Regions from separate parts of the Homo sapiens genome. Here region 1 is linked to region 2. A link is an interaction called in ENCODE POLR2A ChIA-PET data of the cell type or tissue named here. Cell type or tissue: HCT116. All regions are shown on one strand. Links, peaks and the distances in the headings refer to the core of each region. The heading gives the core; the rest is flanking DNA.

Evidence for each region. Peaks named below come from ENCODE experiments on the same cell type or tissue, not always from the same donor. Only the 100,000 strongest peaks of a DNase experiment are listed, where the experiment ranks them.
Region 1: POLR2A ChIA-PET joins it to region 2 with 5 read pairs; 10 of 35 experiments call an interaction of 5 or more read pairs at or near these places.

What each region holds. Positions count from the first base shown.
Region 1 is chr6:43,114,052-43,126,538 of GRCh38, reverse strand. All of the region lies in intron 1 of PTK7 (protein tyrosine kinase 7 (inactive)), which reads right to left. Among named protein-coding and RNA genes, the nearest start is that of PTK7, 44 kb to the right of the region's middle. RefSeq lists enhancers at 5,517-6,436, 6,437-7,356. In HCT116, for the core only: no CTCF peak of the experiment used is centred there; DNase peaks (open chromatin) are centred at 3,305 and 5,388; H3K4me3 peaks cover 1,588 bases; H3K27ac peaks cover 3,172 bases.
Region 2 is chr6:42,995,568-43,007,457 of GRCh38, reverse strand. It overlaps PPP2R5D (protein phosphatase 2 regulatory subunit B'delta), which reads right to left. Exons shown (of 16, transcript NM_006245.4): 3 at 779-995; 4 at 348-547; 5 at 152-262; 6 at 1-44. Among named protein-coding and RNA genes, the nearest start is that of MEA1, 12 kb to the left of the region's middle. In HCT116, for the core only: no CTCF peak of the experiment used is centred there; no DNase peak of the experiment used is centred there.

The sequences.
Region 1 (12,487 bases), core at 1,740-9,739, 120 kb before region 2:
TGGACACACCTCTTGCAGACAATGTCAGGCACACAAAGGCACCCAGCAAGCACTGCCTGAACCAAAGTGACCTCTGAGGAAGCGTGGGGCAAGAACTGGTTCACGGGGTACTTCTGGAGCACCTCTCATGACACAGATGGGCAGAATCAGACTGAGTCCCCAGTGGGCCTCTGCAAATGTGACTCACCAAAATCCTAGGACCTTTCTTTTTTTTTGAGACGGAGTCTTACTTACTCTGCCACCCACGCTGGAGTGCAGTGGTGCAATCTTGGCTCACTGCAACCTCCACCTCTCGGATTTAAGCGATTCTCATGCCTTAGCCTCCCGAGTAGCTGGGATTACAGCTACGCACCACCACACCTGGCTAATTTTTGTATTTTTTGTGGAGACAGGGTTTCACCATGTTGGCCAGGCTAGTCTCGAGCTCCTGACCTCAAGTGATCCACCCACCTCGGCCTCCTAAAGTGCTGGGATTACAGATGTGAGCCATGGCGCCCTGCCCAAAATCCTAGGATCTTTGACCCACAACTCCAGGAGGCTTGTCAAAGACCAAAGAGAGATCACCTGCCTTCGAAGTGTGGACAAGCCCCCACTTCCTCGCTCAGCTTCTGCAGACATGGTGGGGAGCCAGGAGTCTCACCCACACAGAGGAGCAGCTAAGGGGCTGGAATGAGACAGGCTGGGCTCAGATCCTGACCTGTTACACTCAGTGTGTCTGACCTTGGGTAAGTAACACAGACTGTGTCTCAGCTTCCTCTGCCTCTCTCACAAGGCTGTCATGAGTTGTAAACCTGGAAACATACATGAAGTGCCTTGCAAATGGTTCATCTTCAGTAAATGGCAGCTACTGTTAATATTCTCATGATCACCCCTCCTGCTCAAGGACTCAACTTCTAAGAAGATTAGAAGGCTCTCCACTTGCCAAGTGCCAGGACCACTCCCAGACCCTGGCCAGGGAAGGAGCTGCCACAGCAGAGAAGTCTGAAGGCAATAAGCAGGTGGTGGGTGGGATAGAGGGGAAGGGGCCCTGAGCTTGCAGGAACCACAGACCACCTGCCACAGAAACCCAAGCTGGGAGAAGAGACAGCGTGACTCAGAGAGACCCCAGCTCAGCCTCGGCCACCCCCAGCTCAGCCTCCAGCACCCACTCCTGGGGCTGGGACTGGACTGCTCCATAGCTGTGGTGAGAGATGCTGCATTCCCAGACTGCCACTCAGAGCCCCCTGTGCCCCAACGACTGGGCCTGGGAAACATCAAAGCTGGCCCCGAGGGGGCCTCTGTCCTGACGTCAGCTCACAGAAGGTCCTGGTTAGTGCTTGGCTGGGACAGACTTTAGATGTTTCTTTTTTCTTTTTTTTGTTTTTTGAGACAGAGTTTTCGTTCTTGTTGCCCAGGCTGGAATGCAATGGCACAATCTCAGCTCACGGCAACCTCCGCTTCCCGGGATCAAGCGATTCTCCTGTCTCAGCCTCCCAACTAGCTGGAATTACTGGCATGAGCTACCACGCCCAGCTAATTTTGTATTTTTAGTAGAGACTGAGTTTCTCCATGTTGGTCAGGCTGGTCTCGAACTCCCAACCTCAGGTGATCCACCCGCCTCGGCCTCCCAAAGTGCTGGGATTACAGGCGTGAGCCACCCCGCCCAGCAGATGTTTCAAAAGGCAGAGAATGCAGCTCCCAGGTCTGCTCCAAGCCCCCAGCCCCTGCTATACGCACCTCAACCATGAGGCTCTTTATTCAGGTTGGCCCAGTGCTGCGGCACCCATGTTTGCTCAGAAGACAGTCTGTGGTGTGCCCAGCCTGGCCATCTGCCCAGCTTGCAGCGGGGGACGTTGGCCTGTTGTTTGTTGTTGGGCTATTTTTGAGATAGGGTCTCACTCTGTTGCCCAGGCTGGAGTACAGTGGTGCCATCACGGCTCACTGCAGCCTTGACCTCCAGGGCTCAAGTGATCCTCCCACCTCGGCCTCCTAGGTAGCTGGGACCTCAAGCATGTGCCACCATGCCCAGCTAGTTTTTTATAGAGACAGGGTTTTGCCATGTTGCCCAGGCTGGTCTTGAAATCCTTAGCTCAAGCGATCCTCCCACCTCGGCTTCCAAACTGCTGGGATTATAGGCATGAGCCACTGTGCCTGGCTTTGGTCCGCTGTTTTGTTTTGGGGAAGCAGACAAAGGAGACCTGGCAGAAAGGTCAGACTCCAAGAAAGGAGCTGGGAAGTAAGGGACTCTACTTTTGCTTTGTCAGAAGCTTTGCTGATAACAAGAAATGGAGGACAGCAATGACAGAGAAGAAGGCAGGCGGTTCGGGATTGAGGTGGTACCTGCCTCAAGGTGATGTAGTCACCAGCACATTCCTGTCCCCGCCCCCTGACTTGAGTATGCCCCCAGGACTGTGGTCTGGGAAAGGTCCTGGGCTTCCCGAGGCTGCCTCCTCTTTTGCCACCGGGCCATGCCATGCAACCCCCTCCACTGCACACAAGCCCCCATGGAGATGCAGGCCACGTGACCCCGGAGGCAGCCAGCTCCATGTGCAGCTTTGCTGCTGCCAAACAGCCCTGCCTCCGCTGCTCCCTAGTGACGCTACCTTAGTGTGGCCTCTGCACCCTTCTTTGCCGTGAAATGGGGACAGCGGCCACCACCCCACCTGAGTAAGGGCTAACGGGTTCACATTCACAAAGCCCACACACGGCACAAAACGCAGAGGGTGCTGCTTCCCCGGTATGAGCCTGCCGTACCGGGCTCAGCAGGCAAGAAGCCCTCAGCAACAACAGGCAGACAGGGCCATCTGCCCACACCAGGCGCCGACCCCAACAAAGCCGGAGCTGCAAACACCCAATAAGGACATTTTCCAAGCCATTTCCTTGGCTCCCTAACAGCCATCTATATGCAGACACTCACTCTGCCTGCGTCTCCCGTGCCTGCCCTCCACCCCCACCCCCGCCAGCATCTGGTCTGGTGCCCACCCTCCGTGTTGCTCTCTGGGCTCAGGCCCAGCCAGCCCATGTGTGCATATGTGTGCGTGTATACACACACATATGTGTAAACACAATTGTTACAGAGAGCAGGGAGCAGCAGGAAGTTTTTCCTAGGCACTCCCACTCTAAGTAATTTTGGCTGCTTCAATCCAAGGATCCATCTGGGCCACTCAACTACCCATCTCTCAGGAGCTAGAACTCCTGGTTTAGGAAAAACACCCCCAGGACCTATATAGGCCTCAGAATCTGCCACACATCACTGTTTGATTCTATCAATCAACTTCTCTCTCTCATTAAAGAAAATTCCATCCGGCCAGGCGCAGTGACTCACGCCTGTAATCCCAGCACTTTGGGAGGCCAAGGCGGGCGGATCACAAGATCAGGAGTTTGAGACCAGCTTGGCCAACATGGTAAAAGAAAACGCCATCCGTCAGATGTCTCAGGACCAGGCTGAGATAGAAAGACCCTGGCTGAGTGGGGAGCTTGATGCTACCGGCCCAGAAGTCCTCCAGGAGTGTGCTCCACAGAGGCATGGGGATTTTGCATGGTGGAGCATGACTGTGTGAATAATTGCAGGATCTCCCACACCCCAAGTCAATCAGCCACACATATGTGTCTGACACTTCCACACCAGCACCACACTAAAGACTCAGTCCTTTGGCCGGGTGCGGTGGCTCATGCCTGTAATCCCAACACTTTGGGAGTCCAAGGCAGGTAGACCACTCAAGGTCAGGAGTTCGAGACCAGCCTGGCCAACATGATGAAACCCCATATCTACTAAAAATACAAAAATTAGCTGGGCATGGTGGCGCGTGCCTATAATCCCAGCTACTTGGGCGGCCGAGACAGGAGAATCGCTTGAACCAGGGAGACAGAGGTTGCAGTGAGCCGAGATCATGCCACTGCACTCCAGCCTGGGTGACAGAGCAAGATCCATCTCAAAAAAAAAAAAAAAAAAAGATTCAGTCCCCGGCTCCACGGCCTGGGTCCCTGTAGGGAATATCCCGAATGCCAGATGGCCCCTAGAGTCCAGGTCAAGGTGGGTGGCTCCTGTAGGGCATACATAGACCCCCAAGGGAGAGGTTTGCCAGCTTCCCAGTGTAGGGAGACAGCGCCAGGCCACAGGCCAGGAGAAGCAGCCCTCAACCTGAGAAGCATAAATGTTCCAGGGGAGGAGCAGCCCCGGGGCTCCCTGACCCACAGAGGACAAACTTCCTCTCAAGTCCCCACCACTTGGAAACTCTGAAGGCCAAGCCAGAGGGCCCAGGGTGCCTCCCCAACCCCTGAATAGCCTACCTAATCCTCCCCCAGGGCCCAGTGCACTGTACTGCAGACCTCATACCTTAAAGATCTGACTGATAACTCTGGACTGCTCTTGAGCCACCCCAAATGTGTGTGGCCCAGAGACATTTTTTTTCTTTTTGAAATAGGGTCTCATTCTGTCGCCCCACACTGAAGTGCAGTGATGCAAGCACGGCTCACTGCAGCCTCAACCTCCGAGGCCCAAGCAATTCTCCCACCTCAGCCTCCTGAGTAGCTGGGGCCACAGGCACGTGCCTGCATGCCCAGCTAATTTTCAAATTGTTTTTGTAGAATTGGGGTCCCCCTAGGTTGCCCAGGCTGGTACTGAACTTCTGGGCTGAAGTGATCCTCCTGCCTCAGCCTCCCAAAGTGCTAGGATTACAGGCATGAGCCACCATGCCTGGCCACATTTGTAACGTTTTGAAGAACAGTCTCAATCACTACAGGAATAACTCATTTGAGTGAACAGTAAGTCCAGTCATCTCCCTTTTACCCAGGTTGGCAGAAACACAAAATGCTGCAGGGCTATTTGTGACTCTGAGGATTTAGAATGTCTCCCCCGACTACCACCAGTACACTGTATGTGGTTTCAGTGCAAGCAACCCAGACTGTCTGATGGTGAGCCCAGAGCATAAGGGTTCAGAAGTCACTGAAGATGGACAAGCTGACTCCAAGACCCAGTGAGCTGCAGAGCACAAAATTCTGCTCCCCTTCTGTCTTCCCAGGGTCTACAAAAGGTCCCAGGTTCACCAACAGGAGCCCTCCAAAATCCATCCCAGACCTTGCCCTAAGCAGAGCAAGAGGGAGCAGAGCCAGGGACCCTGCTGAGTTTTCCTATCCTGGGACTTAATATCAGTATCTGGAGAGGTTCCCACATCCAGATTAGAGAAACAGAACAGGATCACCAAGGACTGGGGCAGAAACAATTTAGCAGGCCAGCTCTTACATCTCCGGTGAAAACCGAAACTCAGACTTGCCTGTCCCACTCCCAGGAGGCCCTGGAGGGGGCAGATTAACCTCTAATGGCAGGAGTAAGGCCTTGGGTCCGGCATCACATGGTATCCAAGCATGGAGAGACAAGAATGCCAGCCAGCTGAGTCAGGCACAGCGCCTGTAATCCCAGCAACTTGGGAGGATGAGGCAAGAGGATCCCTTGAGGCCAGGAGTTCCGCCTGAGCAACATAGTCAAAAAAAAAAAAAAAAAAAACAGAAACATGGCACATGACGTAAGGTGCTCCCCAGCCAGGGGTCACCATCAGAACCTGGACCCCGCCCATCTTCTTCTGGGGCTGGAAGGGCTATACCCAGTACATGCCTCTTGCCCTTAGTGACCCTTTATTGGCTGTGGAGTCTCTTAGGAAGTAGCAATGAATGAAAAATGCAGCTGGAGTGAGGTGGTGTGATGAGATGGAAGGAACATAAGTTAGGGAAACCTGGGTTCTGGTTTGATACAGTCACTAATGAGGGTGACCCTGGTCAATCGCCACCTCCTCCCAGGCAGTCCTATCTGTAAAATTACAGAAATGACAGCATGCAACTGAACAGTCACCAAGACCTAACATTGGACTGGCTGCAATGAATCACAGAGGTAGTTACAGAAACGGGGGCCCATTCCCCAGAATCTCCCCCACTCACCATCCGCACAGCCAATCCTCAGAGCCCACTTAGTAAATGCAGCACCAGGCCTGGGAGGGATTAAGAGTGACCTAACAAACAGCAGGTGTGTGGGGTCTGAGGCAGCTGGGGGCTGCAAACAGGGATCCAGCATCATTCTGATGAGCTGCTCTGTTCCTCGGCGCAGCCCCGTGCAGCCTCCCCGGGAGACCTGCCTCTGCCATCTCCTGCCTTGGCCACACACTTGCACTGAAATCTCATTGCCTGGGATACCCCATCACTCTTGCCTCTGCTGTGACTGAGAGCTTTATCCCCCAAGCTAGTAAGCTGGAGGGAAGGGCAGACATTTGTGCCCAGTGTGAGACATCTGTGCCCCCCTGGTGCCTGGGACACGCAGTAAATACCCTGAGAGCACGCGTGGGGGAATGAAGTCACTCAAGTGTCCATTTGACCTGAAATATTGTCCTACATCTACATTTATCCATCTTGGCCAACTTAATTTTCCTCTCTGAGTCTCAGTTTTCTCACTTGGAAGATGGTAGCCTTGAAACCAATTTTAGTAACGCTTTATCAGCCTACAGTCCCTCCCTATGATATTTAAATGAAATTCACATTAAGTATAGACACACAAAAGTCTGCCTATTTTTCAGGAAAGTTAAAAACCCCAGAAATTCTAAGGAACCGTGGAACCCAGGACTCAAAAGCTCTCGGACTAAGCAGACCCCTTCCAAAGGTGAATGCAGGAAGGAGGACCTGGAACAGAATTGCCAAGGGGAACCACAAGTTCTCAGCACTCTCCATGTCTGGGAACGGATCTGGCCCCAAATCCATTCTTGGCCCCAAGAGGAGAGGGACAGACAGCAGCCAGCTGTCTCCTGAAGACGCCAGTGAGGAGCCTGCAGAAATAATATACATCCCAGGGAAGGCAACAGGGCTGCTGGAACAGGAGACTGGGAAATATGCCACGAGCTCAGCCTCAGGAAGACCTCTGTGGTGCTCAGCCAGTGCTCCCAGTGATCCAAGAGGACAAGAAGTCCAGCCCCTGATCACCCAGGGAAGATGGGAAGAGATTTGCTGTGGGCTCAACAGCCATTCACTGGAGGGGTTCGGACCCAAAGTGCTTCCAGGTCTCTGACTCCCAGGGGTTCCAATGTGCAGGATCCTTCAGAGTCCACCATGGAGAACAGTGCCAGGGTGGAGCCTGGGAGCCAGCTTCCCATGGTCCTTCCCGCAGAAGCAGGGGGTGAACTAGACAGGCCAGGACCACTACCTTGGACTGGTTGTAGCCTTAGTTTAATGATTAATTTTCTAAACAGGCTCAGAAAACTCTGATAAATTCCAATTTACGAGCCTTTTTCACCCATCTCTGTCTCCCGCCTAGGAGACTAATAATCCAGGCTGAGAAGCACAGCCTGCAGACCTGGTCAGAGTGGCCACAGCAGTTCACCCCAAATTCCTGGTGGTGAGGAGGACGCCCTTTACACCCTGCCTGCACCCAACCCTGCCTCACCCACCCTACCCTTGGGGATAGGTGGCCTCAATCCCATACAATAAGGAAAATCTTCTCTGGCTTCTAAGAAGTTAAAATAGCCTGGTTGTGGTGGCTTATACCTGTAATCTCAACACTTTGGGAAGCCGAGGTAGAAGGATCACTTGAGCCCAGGAGTTTGAGACCAGCCTGGGCAACATAATGAAACCCCATCTCTACAAAAAATAAGCCAAATGTGGTGGCGCCCACCTGTCGTCCCAGCTACTTGGGAGGCTGAAGTGAGAGGATGGCTTGAACCCGGGAGGTGGAGGTTGCAGTGAGCCAAGATCACGTCACTGCAGCCTGGGTGACAGAGCAAGACCCTGTCTCAAAAAAAAAAAAATTATACACACACACACACACACACACACATACACACACATATATACATATATGTATATACGTATATATACAGACATATATACATATATACATATATATATATATATATATATATATATAGAGAGAGAGAGAGAGAGAGAGAGAGAGAGAGAGAGAGAGGTTAAAATATTCCTTAAACCTGCTCTGTCCAATATGACAGCCCTAGCGACATGAGGCTATTTAAATTTATTTATTTATTTATTTCAAGACAGAGTCTCACTCTGTCATCCAGGCTGGAGTGCAGTGGTGCAATCTCAGCTCACTGCAACCCCCGCCTCCTGAGTTCAAGCAATTCTGCCGCCTCAGCCCCCAAGTAGCTGGGATTACAGGTGCCCGCCACCACGCCCAGCTAATTTTTGTATTTTTAGTAGAGACGGGGTTTCACCATGTTGGCCAGACTGGTCTCGAACTCCTGACCTCAGGTGATCCACCCACCTCGGCCTCCCAAAGTACTGGGATTACAGGCATGAGCCAACGCGCCCGGCCTAAATTTAATTTAAATGAAGTAAAATTGAAAATTCATTTCCTCGGTCACACTAGCCACACTTCCAGTGCTCAGGGGCCATAGGTGGCTGGTGACCACTGTATTGAATCACAGAGAGAAACAGTTCCACCCTCAAAAAAAAAAAAAAAAAAAAGGCCCATCTGACCACCTGCTTCTGGCTGCCCTAGTTCCTCTGACTGCCCACTTCTTGCTAGATCCTGTGCACAGACACACTGCCTTTTTCTTCTTCTTCTTTTTTTAATCCATAGGATTCTGCCTGATAGAGGACACATTTCTTTTCTTTTCTTTCGTTTTTTTTTTTGGACAGAGTTTTGCTCTTTTGCCCAGGCTGGAGTGCAATGGCATGATCTCGGCTCACTGCAACCTCCACCTCCCAGGTTCAAGCATCTCTCCTGCCTCAGCCTCCTGAGTAGCTAGGATTACAGGCACCCGTCACCATGCCTGGCTAATTTTTTGTATTTTTAGTAGAGACAGGGTTTCACCATGTTGGCTGGTCTCGAACTCCTGATCTCAGGTGATCTGCCCACCTTGGCCTCCCAAAGTGCTCTGCCTCCTGCCTGGCGGACAGACTGGGACTGGCGTGAACCACCGCGCCCGACCTAGAGGACACATTTCTGATCCAGAGAACTCTCAACACCATCAGCCTCATTTTATAGACAAGGAAATCGGAGTCAAGGATGCCCCAGTAAATGGCAGGCTCAGGAGCTGCCCCTGGATCTGTCTGGCTCCCAAGTCTGCCTTCTTTCTGTGATGCCACACTGGCTGCTTCTCATTTCACTCATTAATTCCCTGTTACCCACATTCCCTCCACAACCAATCTATTGTGTTTCACATGAGTCCTTTTGTTTGCATGTGCTCTTGTAAAATGCAATTGGTGTTCCACGGGCAGGTATTTCTTACTCATGTGAACGGTCCTGCAAGATCTCTCACCTGCTTCCTACTCGTTGTTCATACTCAGCACTATGTTTTGAGGATCCTTCTCTGTGGCCTTCTCCTACATCCTGCTCTTCTCCCCAGTAGATTAATGTATTGGGCTTTTCTGGGGGAGAAGCAAATGAATGCTCTTTTAAACAGGTGGCGGAACAGAGCTGTCCATAGTTGAAGTCTACGGTGGGCATGGTGGCTCACGCCTGATTGTAATCCCAGCACTTTGGGAGGCCGAAGTGGGCAGATCACCTCAGTTCAGGAGCTTGAGACCAGCCTGGGCAACATGGTGAAACCCCGTCCCTATTAAAAATACAAAAATTAGCCAGGTGTACTGTCGGGCACCTATAATCCCAGCTACTCGGGAGGCTGAAGCACGAGAATCGCTTGAACCCAGGAGATGGAGGTTGCAGTGAGTCGAGGTCGCACCACTGCACTCCAGCCTGGGCGATACAGCGAAACTGAGTCTCAAAAAATAAATAAACAAATACATAAAAATAAAAACATAGTTGAAGTCTACAGCCTCTCCTCTGCATGCCCCAGCACCCAGCCCTAGCCTCTATCACCTACTCACCCTCGTCTGTTTCCACCACTCCTCTGGGTATCCTCAGAACCTGGTCACATGTACATGTATCCATATGCGTGCGTGCGTGCGCGCGCACACACACACACACACACACACACACACACACACACACACACACACAAACCAGCTTTTCCTGGCCTTCTTCCTCCTCCACTCAAGCCCAAAAATTCACTAGAGGCTGGACCTCGGCTGGTTTCAAAGGGATAAGAGAAAGAATCAGTCTCATACTTTTATATTTAGAAGCGTTCTGCAAACCACTTCCCGGAGCAGACAAGAGTGGGGAATGTGAGGAAATCACTTTGCTATGTTGTGATGTGGAAAGCACGAGCCGCCCAGGGCCTGTGGCAGCAGGCTGCGGGGACACGACGCAATGTTAGCACATGTGCAGGAGGCGAACATGCCCCTGGACAGCCTGGCCATCCCTTCTCACGGCTGGCCAGCTGGCCGGGAGCAAAGCCACAGACCCTTTCTCAAAGGCCCCTCTTGCGACCCTTCCTTTGGGGAACACAGTGTCTCCACCTATCTAGGCAGCAGCTGTTTCTGGAAACCAACCCTTCTTTCTGGGGAGGGGTCTTACAAGGGGGTTGCTCCACTCAGGCCTATAAGACTAGACTTTAGGCCCAACCTGGGATACAAACAAAGAGAAGGCTCCAGACTGAGGGAGGGGGCTGGAGGGTGCTTAGAAGAGCTACGAGCTTGGAGGGGCAAGGGTACACTCCTGGACCCAGGCCCATGGGAGAGGGGCATGGGAGCAGGATTTTGCACAGGGCCCACTGCCTTTTTTTTTTTTTTTTTTTTGAGATGGAGTCTTGTTCTGTCACCCAGTTTGGAGTGCAGTGGCGCGATCTTGGCTCACTGCAACCTCCGCCTCCTGGGCTCAAGCAATTCTCCCATCTCAGCCTCCCGAGTAGCTGACACCCGCCACAGTGCCAGGCTAATTTTTGTATTTTTAGTACAAACAGGGTTTTTCCATGTTGGTCATGGCTGGTCTTGAACTTCTGACCTCAAGCAATCTGCCCATCTCGGCCTCCCAAAGTGCTGGGATTATAGGTGTGAGCCACCCCGCCCAGCCCCCACTGCCCCTTTCTGAAGGCAGATCTCCTCCTGCCATCCAAAGCTCTCCTCGCAGCCATCTCTGCGGCTGGGAAAATGCTGAGTAACAATGCACCGGAGACAAGGGGAACAGATCTTGCAGGAGCCATCAACTGCAGCCATGGTTGTTGCTCAAATATTACTCACAGGTACTGGAGCCAGCCCAGTGTTATTAGGTGAGCCCTGGGGGCACAGGGGGATGAGGACAGGCCACCTGCTCGGCTACAGTCAAACCATCAGATCTTCCCAGATACTTCCTAGTCTCCTTACAAACTCCATTTTACTGCTTAAAATATAAACTTCCTAATAAGTTTATATTTTAAATATTAATGTATATTTTAATGCATTAATTTTATTTAATCTCTTAACTACATTACTAATGATTGTTCCTTTATTTTTAAGGAAAATAACCAAAAAAGAGTCATACTTTAAAAAAAATCAGCTGTTTAGAAAAAGCATTCTGGCTAAAGATAGCAAAATAAGTATTTTAATCTTCTAATCAATAACAATAGATGAAAAAAACAAACTGATGAATAAAGGACAGAAACAACTCCTTGTAAAGTTATTTTTTTGTAAAGTTTTTTTTTTTTTGAGACAAAGTCTAGCTCTTGTTGCCCAGGCTGGAGTGCAATGGCAAGATCTCGGCTCACTGCAACCTCCGCCTCCCAGGTTCAAGTGACTCTCCTGCTTCAGCCTCCTAAGTAGCTGGGATTACAGGCACGTGCCACCATGCCCCGCTAATTTTTTTGTATTTTTAGTAGAGACAGGGTTTCACCATGTTGGCCAGGCTGGTCTCGAACTCCTGACCTCAGGCAATCCGCCTGCCTAGACCTCCCAAAGAAGTTATTTTTAAAAGCACCAAAATCTTGCAACTCATCACCAGATGCCAAAAGCCTAAGGACAGCCCACTTCAGAGGGAAACATAAAGCATAAAGCACACGCGGACGGCTGAGAAAAGGGCTCCTAGGGGTGGCTGATGCAATCGCTGAACTGAATAGCCAAAAAAATGACAAAAAACCTCAAGTTTATTTCATGCCTACTCCCTTGATCTTTCAGTCAGGGTCTGGAAGGCACCGAGATCTGGCTTCACTCAAGTCTGGAACTGGCTGTGCCCCCATTCCAGGGGGTACCTCTTACGGACCTCCAAAGTCACACACAGACAGAGACAGACAGGAGAGAGACAGAGGGAGAAACAGAGGGAGACAGGGAGATAAGATAAGGGAACAGAAGAAATTGAGAGAGACAGAGAAGGGGAGACTGACAGAGAGAGAGAGAGAGAGACAGACAGACAGACAATGTGAGACCCAGGCCCTGGCAGACAGATGGAGGTGGTGAGAGATCAACATGCAGAGACACAGACAGAGAGAAACTGAGAGACAGAGATCAAGTAACATAGAATCATAGAGAGACAGAGACAAAGGGACAAGAAACAGCACGCACACGTGACACACGCACATGCATGCACACATGGAGCTCCCCATGCCTGCAGGGCAGGTCCCAGCCCATTTAACCCAGCTGCCCCTGGCAGGTCTGTCCTGTGTTTCTAGCAGGGGGACCCTGCCCACCCCCTCCCACCACCCGC
Region 2 (11,890 bases), core at 1-8,000:
AAATCAGGAGACTCAAGGAAACGTAAGAAGAACTCATACACGAGCTATAGGGGAAAAGGCACGCCACTGAGGGGATGTTCCCAAGGACTTGCAGGCCTCCAAGTGCCCCACTCCCTGCAGCCACGGCCAATCTGCCCCCTTGCCCTGGTACCTGGAGATGTGGCCAAGCAGCTTCCAGGGTGGGCTCATCTTCCTCTGGGTCAAACTCAGCCCCTGTGGGATTCGATGAAGGTGGCAGCGTCCGGAAGAGGTTCACTGAAAACTGAGGGGTAGGGCCAGTTAGAGCTCCACCTGGGCTTCTCCAGAGCCCCTCACCAGTCCCCCCTGTGTCCTTTCCCTGTGCCCACCATGGTGACAGCCTCAGGGTAAATGGCCTCAGTGACAACATCACGGCTATGGGTGATGTACTCCACCATCTCGTTGAGTCCTGCCCGCTTCACCTCCTTGAATTTGAGGTCACTGAGTGGGTCTGACACGAAGTCAAAGAGGACACAGCACTGGCGTAGCTTCTGGATAAACAGCTCCTCCCGCTCCTGGGTTGGCGAATCTGTGGGGGCCCCAGCAGTCAGGTTCTCCTCTGTAGTCCTTCACTGCGATGCCCTGCTTGCCTTCAAGGGCTTTCCCTTACCCCACCCTGCCACCATCCTGCTCCCTGGCACCCCCTTCCCGCATTCTCTGGAACTCCCTTCCCCGCAAAATACCCCAAAACTTCCATTCCACCAACTCCCGATGCCCACTAGAACTGGTAAAACAGCCCCTGTGACCAATTGCCAAGTACCTTTCAGGGCAGGAAGCTTCTGCAGCTCCCGATTCTTGCTGAGGTTGAAGCGGGAGGAGCTTTGCCGTCGCTCCTTCTTGACAATCTGGGGCCCCCCTGAGTACTTGATTTTGCTGAGCTGCGTGGGGGGCGGCGTGCTATTGCTGGGACGCTTGTTGGATGACGGTGGCTGAGACTGGGCTTGGGGCTGGGGCTGGGGCTGGGGCTGCGGCTGGGCCTGGTCAAACAAGTCACCTGTTGAAATCCACTTCCCAAGATATGCCTCCCACCCTGGGCCTGGCCATCCCCAAGTCTGTTTATGCCTGCACAGGCCTGGGCAGTGAGCAGCTGTCTCCTGCCCCGAAGGAGCTAAGGCCAGGGTTACAGAGATAACTGTGCTGTAGCCCTGGCAGGGAGCAGTCAAGAAGTCACATCACCCAAAGAGATGCCCACTGCTTGTGCATCAAGAGCCTTTAAAACGTTCATTCCAGTTCATGAACAGGTAAAGCTAATTGATAGATTGATGGTGACAGAAGTCAAAAAAGTGATTACGTTGCCAGGGGAAATGGGGTGGGTATTGCTAAGAAGACACATGATGAATAAGAAGACACATGAGGAATAAGAAGAGACATGAGGAGCCTTCTGAGTAATGTAAACATCCTGTATCTTGACTGGACCTGCAAGGTGGTGCATGGCAGATACATACCTAAAATTTATTGAGCAGTACACTTAAGATCCTTTACTGAATGTATGACAGTCTCCAATCAAAAGGTAGAAGAGGCCGGGCGCAGTGGCTCACACTTGTAATCCCAGCACTTTGGGAGGCCGAGGAGGGCAGATCACCTGAGGTCAAGAGTTCAAGACCAGCCAGGCCAACATGGTGAAACCCCATCTCTACTAAAAATACAAACATTAGCCAGGCGTGGTGGCAGGCGCCTGTAATCCCAGCTACTTGGGAGGCTGAGGCAGGAGAATCGCTTGAACCCAGGAGGCGGAGGTTGCAGTGAGCCGAGATCATGCCATTGCACTCCAGCCTGGGGGACAAGAGCGAGACTTTGTCTCAAAAAAAAAAAACAAAACAAAAGGTAAAAGAAAGGCCAGGCACAGTGGCCAAAGCCTGTAATCCCAACACTTTGGGAAGCCAAAGCAGGAGGATTACTTGAAGCCAGAAGTTTGAAACCAGCCTGAACAACGTAGCAAGACCCCATCTCTACAAAAAATTTTTTTTAATTAGCCAGGTGTGGTGGCACATGCCTGCAGTTCCAGCTACTCAGGAAGCTTACTGGAGTTCCAGCTACTCAAGGTTGGAGGATCCCTTGCGCCCAGGAGTTCAAGTCTCCCATGAGCTATGATCACACCAACTGCACTCCAGCCTGAACAACAAAACAACACTGTCTCTAAAGATAAAAATTTTCAAATTTAAAAAGGTAAAAGAAAGAAATTCATTCCCATGTCTTAGGACTTTACTAGAAATTTAGCTTAATAAAAATCCTAAATTAAAAAAAAAAAGCTTTGGAGGAGACAGAGGTAGCCAGGCAAAAAGAAAAAAAAAAAAAAAAGCTTTGTGCACAAATACTTTTAACAACCTCATTTATAACAGAAAATGAATAAATGGAATATCAGGAGTTAATATTATGTTTATAAAAACTATGGGCCAGGTGCAGTGAGTGGCTCATGCCTGTAATCCCAGCACTTTGGCCAAGGTGGGTGTATCACTTGAGGTCAGGAGTTCCAGACCAGCTGGCCAGCAAGGTGAAACCCCATCTCTTACTAAAAATACAAAATTAGCCGGGTGTGGTGGCGGGTGCCTGTAATCCCAGCTACTCGGGAGGCTGAGGCAGGAGAATCACTTGAACCCAGGAGGTTGCAGTGAGCCAAGATTGCGCCATTGCACTCCAGCCTGGATGACAGAGTGAGACTCTGCCTCAAAAAAAAAAAAAAGAAAAGAAAACTATGTAATACATAGTTTAGTTGTAAAAAATATTTTCACGTTCATAGTAATTTGCCCAAAATGGTGGTATTTTTGGAGGAAGGGAAATGTCTGCAGAAAGGCATAAGAATGATGAGGACTTATTTTCCATGGTAGAAAGTCAATTGATAATATCTAAATCTCAAAAAAAAAAAAAAAAAAGTAGGAAAAGAATCCAATGTGAAAATCTAAAGGAATCTAATCTAAAGTAGGAAAAGAATCTAATGTGAAAATCTAAAGGAATCTAATGAGGAAAGAGCTAAGAGTTGCATTCCAACCCCAATAGTAGTAATATCTGAACAATGTATGTGTTATCATACTGATAAAATTTTGAAATAAAACAAAAGGCCTAAAACTACATAATGACAGAAAATTGCTTCCTATGCTAAGTTAAATAATGATAGTACAAGGCCAAGTGCGGTGGCTCACGCCTGTAATCCCAGCACTTTGGGAGGCCAAGGCAGGTGGATTGCCTGACCTCAGGAGTTTGAGACCAGCCTGGACAACACAGTGAAACCCTGTCTCTACTAAAATACAAAAAATTAGCCAGGCCTGGTGGTGGGTGCCTGTAGTCCCAGCTACTTGGGAGGCTGAGGCAAGAGAATTGCTCAAACCCAGGAGGCGGACGTTGCAGTGAGCTGAGCTCATGCCACTGCACTCCAGCTCCAGCCTGGGCGACAGAGCGAGACTCCATCTTCAAAAAGTAAATACACAGGCCGGGCGCGGTGGCTCACGCCTGTAATCCCAACACTTTGGGAGGCCGAGGCGGGCAGATCACGAGGTCAGGAGATCGAGACCATCCACCCCGTCTCTACTAAAAATACAAAAAATTAGTCGGGCGTGGTGGTGGGTGCCTGTAGTCCCAGCTACTCGGGAGGCTGAGGCAGGAGAATGGCGTGAACCCGGGAGGCGGAGCTTGCAGTGAGCCGAGATCACGCCACTGCACTCCAGCCTGGGAGACAGCGAGACGCCGTCTCAAAAAATAAATAAATACATACATACATACATAAAAAAAAAATACAGTACAAAACTAGATACACAAAATGAGCTCGCTCACATTAAAACACATGCACAGAACCAAAAACGAGGTTCAGAAAAGGTAAGAACAAGCCCAAGTCCACCACTGTGTTAATGACTATCTCCTGTAGTAGAATTAGATTACTTCTGCATTTCTAAATTTTCTACAAGCTGACACTGCTTTTTTTCTGCCTTACTTCCATTGTGTAGTATGATACTGCTTTTATAATGGGAGAAATGCAGCTAATTTTTAAAATTATCTCTTTTTATTTTTATTTTATTTATTTATTTTTGAGATGGAGTCTCGCTCTGTCATCCAGGCTGGAGTGCAGTGGCAGAATGTTGGCTCACTGCAACCTGCACCTCCCAGGTTCAAGTGATTCTCCTGCCTCAGCCTCCCGAGTAGCTGGGATTACAGGCACCCGCCACCATGCCAGCTACTTTTTGTATTTTTTGTAGAGATGGGGTTTCTCCACGTTGGCCAGGCTGGTCTTGAACTCCTGACCTAAATTAATCCACCTGCCTCGGCCTCCCAAAGTGTTGGGATTACAGGTGTGAGCCACCGTGCCCAGCCTAAAAGCTATCCCTTTTTAAAGGCATAGCTCCCAGACACAGGTGTTACAGCCCCATGAAGTCCATTTTCAGAAGTCTAAATACAGGTATTTGCAGGGCTGTCTGCCCACAGGTACTCCTGGACTGTCCAGGCAGCCCCCTGTTGGGAGAGGAAAGAAGCTAAACCACAGGACAGCCCTTGCCCCCAAACAGAGTCTAGAATAGGACTAGGCAGAGGCCATGTCCAGCTGGGTACCCTCACCACAGGGAAAGGGAAAGGTGACCTCTTGGCCTCATACCTGCCATCTCCCGCTCCTCTCCAGCTCCCATCCCAAACTCTTACTCCTTACCATAATAATAGAAGAACTTGAAATCCTCTGGGGTGGGGGAGGGAAGGAAGACAGAAATGTTATTAATTGCATCCTCTGAATTTTTTATAAAAACAATGATGTGGACTTGTCACCTATCTAGGGATGAGAGAACAGGAGAGGAGCACCGGGTCCAGCCTGTGGGTCCCGTGTATTAGACATGGCAAGGCATCTGGAGGTCTGAGGTCTCCCTTTCTACATATGGCAGATGAGTTGCACCTTGGGGTGGGGGAAGTGGTAGTAAGAGAAAAGCAGGTTGGGGGCCAGCACTTGGTGTGTATCCAGACACTCCTCTGCCTCAGGCCTCCATTTCCCTGCCTTAAGAACAACTAGGCCAGGCACGGTGGCTCACACCTGTAATCCCAACTCTTTGAGAGGCAGAGGCGGGCGGATCACGAGGTCAGGAGTTTGAGAGCAGCCTGGCCAACATGGTGAAACCCTGCCTCTACTAAAGATACAAAAAATTAGCTGGGCGTGGTGGCACGTGCCTGTAATCTCAGCTACTCGGGAGGCTGGGGCAGGAGAATCTCTTGAACTCGGGAGGCAGAGGTTGCAGTGAGCTGAGATCATGCCATTGCACCCCAGCCTGGGTGATAGGGCGAGACTCCGAATCAAAAAAAAAAAAAAAGAACAACCAAACCCTTATCTGTGGAGCTTGGTGCTCAATAACACCTTGGGCCAGACTGCCTGCCTGGGTTCAATCCTGGCTCGCCACTTATTAGCTGAGTAATATCCAGAAAGTCTGCACCTCAGTTTTCTCATCTACAAAATGGGATGACAACCATACCTACCTTATAGCACTATCGTAAGGATAGAGATGAACAGTTCCTCGCACTAAAGAAGCATTTTTTTTTTTTTTGAGACAGAGTCTGGCTCTGTCACGCACTAAAGAAGCATTTTTTTTTTTTTGAGACAGAGTCTGGCTCTGTCACCCGGCTGGAGTGCAGTGGCGCAATCTCAGCTCACTGCAACCTCTGCCTCCCGGGTTCAAGCAATTCTCCTGCCTCAGCCTCCGGAGTAGCTGAGATTACAGGTGCGTGCCACCACGCCCGGCTAATTTTTTGTCGTATTTTTAGTAGAGACGGAATTTCACCATGTTAGCCAGGCTGATCTCGATCTCCTGACCTCATGATCCGCCCGCCTCAGCCTCCCAAAGTGCTGGGATTACAGGTGTGAGCCACCGTGCCCAGCCCTAAAGAAGCATTTTATAAGAGGTACCTTCTACTACCACCACTACTATTACTATTATTTCCCATATCCAGGTTTTAGGAATGCAGCCTAGAATCTCCTTCCTATGCTAGCACAACTCAAATGTTCCGTTGAGTCCATTATCCTCATTTAAAAATGGGGGATCCTGGCCGGGCACAGTGGCTCATGCCTGCAATCCCAGCACTTTGGGAGGCCGAGGCAGGTGGATCACCTGAGGTTGGGAGTTCAAGACCAGCCTGACCAACATGGAGAAACCCCAACTCAACTAAAAATACAGTTAGCCGGGCGAGGTGGCGCATGCCTATAATCCCAGCTACTCGGGAGGCTGAGGCAGGAGAATTGCTTGATCTTGGCAATGAGCTGAGATCATGTCATTGCACTCCACCCTAGGTAACAAGAGTGAAACTCTGTCTCAAAAAAGAAAAAGAAAAGGAAGAAAATCAGGAACCTAGGAAATCACTGCATCTTCCAAGACTCAGTTTAAGTCCCACCTTCTTCCAAAAAGTCTTCTCAGATCTTTCCAGCCCTTGGGTGTCACCCCCTCTTTTTGATACCACTTGTCTCTTCCCTTGGCGCTGTGACTGCTCACCCCCTAGTGACACCTCTTAGTCTCTTCATGTGTCATTCCCCTAACTAGATGGCAAGTCCTTTGAAAGCCAGGACCCTGTTTGTACCCCTCTGGGTGCCCCCAGCACTAACACCTAATAGGAATTCAATGAAGGTTTGGTTGGTTGGTTGACCAGGAGCCAAAGCTCTCAGGTCCTGCCCAGGCTCCTCCCCACAGACTCTTCCTCTCCTGCCCCAACTCAGGAATCCTCAGAACAGGGGGCTATACAGCATTAGGAGCAGAGTCTGAAGGAGAAACATCAGTGATACTAGGGTGAGGGGCTCAGTGCCAACCTGACAACAAGACTCCATCCTTCCAGGTAAGATGCAGACACCCTGTACTTCCACACACCTCACACTGAGGAGGCAGCCAGAGAGGGGCATTCTTCCCAGAAAGGGAAAAGGAAGGCCTCAATGTTTTCTGCTAACAAGAAGGTAGCCAGGCACGGTGGCTCATGCCTGTAATCCTAGCACTTTTGGAGGCCAAGGCGGGTGGATCACTTGAGGTCAGGAGTTCAAGACCAGCCTGACCAACATGGTGAAACCCTGAGTCTACTAAAAATGCAAAAAAACAATTAGCTGGGTGTGGTGGTGCACGCCTGTAGCCCCAGCTACTCAGGAGGCTGAGATGGGAGAATTGCTTGAACCCAGGAGGCAGAGGATGCAGTGAGCCAAAATCACACTACTGCACTGCAGCTTGGGATTCAGAGCAAGACTCTATCTCAAAAAAAAAAAAAAAAAAAGGTGGCCAGACGTGGTGGCTCACGCCTGTAATCCCAGCACTTTGGCAGGCCAAGGTGGCTAGATCAGGAGGTCAGGAGTTCGAGACCAGCCTGGCCAACATGGTGAAACCCCGTCTCTACTAAAAATACAAAAATTAGCTGGGCGTGGTGGCGGGCGCCTGTAATCCCAGCTATTCCGGAGGCTGAGGCAGGAGAATCGCTTGAACCTGGGAGGCGGAGGTTGCAGTGAGCCGAGCTCACGCCACTGCACTCTAGCATGGGCGACAGAGCAAGACTCCATCTCAAAAAAAAAGAGGTGGCAGGACTAGATCAGTGGTTTCCCAACGATTATTCCGGTAAGGTTTAGAGAGAACAGGGGGTCTTATGCTCCACCAATGGCCAGGCATGGTGGCTTATGCCTGCAATCCCAGCTCTTTGGGAGGCCGAGGCGGGCAGATCACCTGAGGTCAGGAGACCAGCCTGGCCAACATAGCAAAACCCTATCTCTACTAAAAATACAAAAAATTAGCCAGGCGTGATGGTGGGGGCCTGTAATCCGAGCTACTCAGGAGGCTGAGGTGGGAGAATCACTTGAACCTGGGAGACAGAGGTTGCAGTGAGCCGAAATCGTGCCACTGCAATCCAGCCTGGGCAACAGAATAAGACTCCATCTCAGAAAAAAACAAAACAAAACAAATGAAACAAAATAAAAACCACCCAATGAGCTGATATCTAAGGTCTTTTCTACACTAGCATTGTGTTATTGAAGGCTAGAGTGGCTGGAGAGCAGCTGAATGGGCTTAGTCTGCCCTGCCCCCTACCCCACTGAGCTGCCCTGGTTTATAAGGACCATTGGCTCCCAAGATCCAGACACAAGAAGCATCTGAGAGACAGCTGTTTCTGCCAGCGAAGCCCCTGGCTGCCAAGCCCCAATGAGGTATCCGCTGTCTATTCACCCTTCACTAGGAAACATGCATGTCAGAGGGAGGTGGGGGATATGTCAACTACTCATGGGCATTCAACCATTTCTCTTAAAAGCCCCAGCCACTAACTTGTGCATTCACCTGGGTTGGGGGTAGAAGGCAAGTGAGTCCCCTGAGAAGCTTCTGCAGCCATCAAAGCAGGGGTGGACACTGACCAAAGGCAACTTGGCCAATCTGTCCTCTACTCGCTACTTTGTCCTGCCCAGTTTCACTTCGGGACTCTATTTATTTATTTATTTTGAGACAGGGTCTCACTCTGCCACCCAGGCTGAAGTGCAGTGGTGCAATCTCAGCTCACTGCAACCTCTGCCTCCCAGGCTCAAACGATTCGCCTGCCTGAGCCTCCTGAGTAGCTGGGATTACAGGCGTGCACCACTAGGCCTGGCTAATTTTTGTATTTTCAGTAGAGACGGGGTTTCACCATGTTGGCCAGGCTGGTCTCGAACTCCTGACCTCAAGTGATCTGCCTGCCTCAGCCTCCCAAAGTGCTGGGATTACAGGCGTGAGCCACCGTGCCTGGCCTACTTTTCTGTAGTTTTTGTAGAGACAGGGTTTCACCATGTTGCCCAGGCTGGTCTCAAACTCTGGAGCTCAAGCAATCCACCCGCCTCAGCCTCCCAAAGTGCTGGGATTACAGGTGTGAGCCACCATACCTGGCCCTCACTTCTGGGACTCCATAGAGGCCATCTCTTCTGCCTGAAGTACTACTACTTTCACTTCCAAACTCTCAACAGGATCCATACTCCAAGAAGCCTTCCTAGATTCAGGCCTCCAGCAATCAAGTGGCACTGTGAATTTCCACACGACACTCATACTCAGAAAATTCCAACTAAACGTGCCTACTCTGAACCTATCCTGGTCCAGCCTATTCCGAACACGGCCATCATTAATAATTAAACCCACGCTGGGCACAGTGGCTCATGCCTGTAATCCCAGAACTTTGGGAGGCCGAGGCAGGCAGATCACGAGATCAGGAGTTTGAGACCAGCCTGACCAACATGGTGAAACCCTATCTTTACTAAAAATACAAAAATTAGCTGGGCGTGGTGGCACGCACCTGTATTCCCAGCTACTCAAGAGGCTGAGGCAGGAACATTGCTTGAACCCGGGAGGCAGAGGTTGCAGTGAGCCAGCATCACACCACTGCACTCCAGCCCGGGTGACAGAGTGAGACTCCGTCTCAAAAAAAAAAAAAAAAAAAAAAAAAAAAAAAAAAATATATATATATATATATATATATATATATATATATATATATAAATAAAACCCAAATATTCAAATATAAATAAAGAGATAGGGGCCTGGCATGGCGGCTCACGTCTGTAACCCCAGCACTTTGGGAGGCCAAGGCAGCAGATCACTTGAGAACAGTTCGAGACCAGCCTGGACAATATGGCAAAACCCCGTCTCTACTAAAAATACAGAAGTTGGCTGGGCATGGTGGCTCACCCCTATAATCCCAGCAGTTTGGGAGGCTGAGGTGGGCGGATCGCCTGAGGTCAGGAGTTGGAGACCAGCCTAACCAACATGGTGAAACCCTGTCTCTACTAAAAATACAAAATTAGCTTTTAGTACAAAATGTACTTTTAGTACAAAAATTAGCAGGGCATGGTGGCGGGCGCCTGTAATCTCAGCTACTTGGGAGGTTGAGGCAGGAGAATTGCTTGAACCCGGGAGGTAGATATTGCAGTGAGCTGAGATCGCGCCATTGTACTCCAGCCTGGGCAACAAGAGCGAAACTCCATCTCAAAAAATAAAATAAAATAAAAATAAAAATAAAAACGGCCAGGCACAGTGGCCCACGCCTGTAATCCCAGCACTTTGGGAGGCTGAGGTGGGCAGATCACCTGAGGTCAGGAGTTCAAGACAAGCCTGACCAGCATGGAGAAACCCCATCTCTACTAAAAATACAAAATTAGCCAGATGTGGTGGTGCATGCCTGTAATACCAGCTACTCAGGAGGCTGAGGGAGGAAAATCACTTCAGTCCGGGAGGCGGAGGTTGCAGTGAGCTGAGATCACGCCATTGCACTCCAGCCTGGGAAACAACAGCGAAACTCCGTCTCAAAAAATAAATAAATAAAAATAAATAAAATAAATAAAAATACAAAATTTAGCCGGGCGTGGTAGCGGGCGCCTGTAATCCCAGCTACTCAGGAGGCTGAGACACAAAAATCACTTGAACCCGGGAGGCAGAGGTTGCAGTGAGCCAAGACACTCCAGCCTGGGCAACAAAGGAAGAGTCTGTCTCAAAAATAAATACATAAAAAAACAAAGAGATAACAATATAATTTAAGCACTATAGAAAGTATTTAATATAAGAGAAAGATGAAACATACAATTACCAGAAAAAATGCAAAGATTAAATATTATATCTCTTTTGCATAATGAATTAACTGGCCTAATAAATGAAGATCATTTTAGTTTAAAATCCCAAAAATCAGAGGCCTTCTCTCCAGTAGTGACATCCAGAGCTCCATCTAGTGTTGCTTAATTCTTTCCTTCCTTCAATTATTAACTAAACATCATGCTAAGCATTAAAGATTAAAAGTTTATATGCAAATTCTATACCATAAAAAAAGATTAAAAGGTGACTAAGACATGGCCCTTGCCATCAAAGAGCTCACAGTCCACTAGGCAGGACAGACACAAATGCAGCTAACTGAACAAGGAAAATGCAAGAACAGAGAAGGCTGAGCTGTAAACTCTGCTTGGAAGAATTAGGGAAGATATCCCTGAAGAGGTGGCTTTTGATTTGTTTGTTTTTTTTTCTTTTTTGGCCCTTATTTTTTTTTTATTTTTTTTTATTTTTGAGACGGAGTCTCGCTCTGTCACCCAGGCTGGAGTGCAGTGGCGCCATCTCGGCTCACTGCAAGCTCCGCCTCCCAGTTTCAGCCATTCTCCTGCCTCAGCCTCCCGAGTAGCTGGGACTACAGGCGCCCGCCACCACGCCCGGCTAATTTTTTGTATTTTTTAGTAGAGACGGGGTTTCACCATGTTAGCCAGGATGGTCTCAATCTCCTGACCTCGTGATCCGCCCCGCCTCGGCCTCCCAAAGTGCTGGGATTACAGGTGTGAACCACCGCGCCTGGCCCCTTTTTTGGCTCTTAAAAAATAAACATGAGTTTAAATGGCCGGGTGCAGTGGCTCATGCCTATAATCCCAGCCCTTTGGGAGGCCGAGGCGGGCGGATCACGAGGTCAAGTGATCGAGACCATCCTGGCCAACATGGTGAAACCTCGTTTCTACTAAAAAAAAAAAAAAAAAAAATAGAAAGTCCCAGCTACTCGGGAGGCTGAGGCAGGAGAATGGCGTGAACCCCGGGGGGCGGAGCCTGCAGTGAGCCGAGATGGCGCCACTGCACTCCAGCCTGGGCGACAGTGAGACTGTCTCACTGTCTCACTCTCACAGGCTCGTGCCTGCAGCCCCAGCTACTCGGGGCTGAGGGGAAAAGATCCCTTGAGCCCAGGAGGTTGAGGCTGCAGTGAGCCATGATTGTACCACTGTACTCCAGCCTGGGGAACACAGTGAGACCCAAAAAAAAAAAGGAGAAAAATTAGTTGGGCGTGGTGGTGAGTGCCTGTAGTCCCAGCTACTTGGGAGACTGAGGCAGGAGAATCGCTTGAACCTGGGAGGCAGGGGTTGCAGTGAGCTGAGATCACACCACTGCACTCCAGCCTGGGCGACAGAGCGAGACTCCGTCTCAAA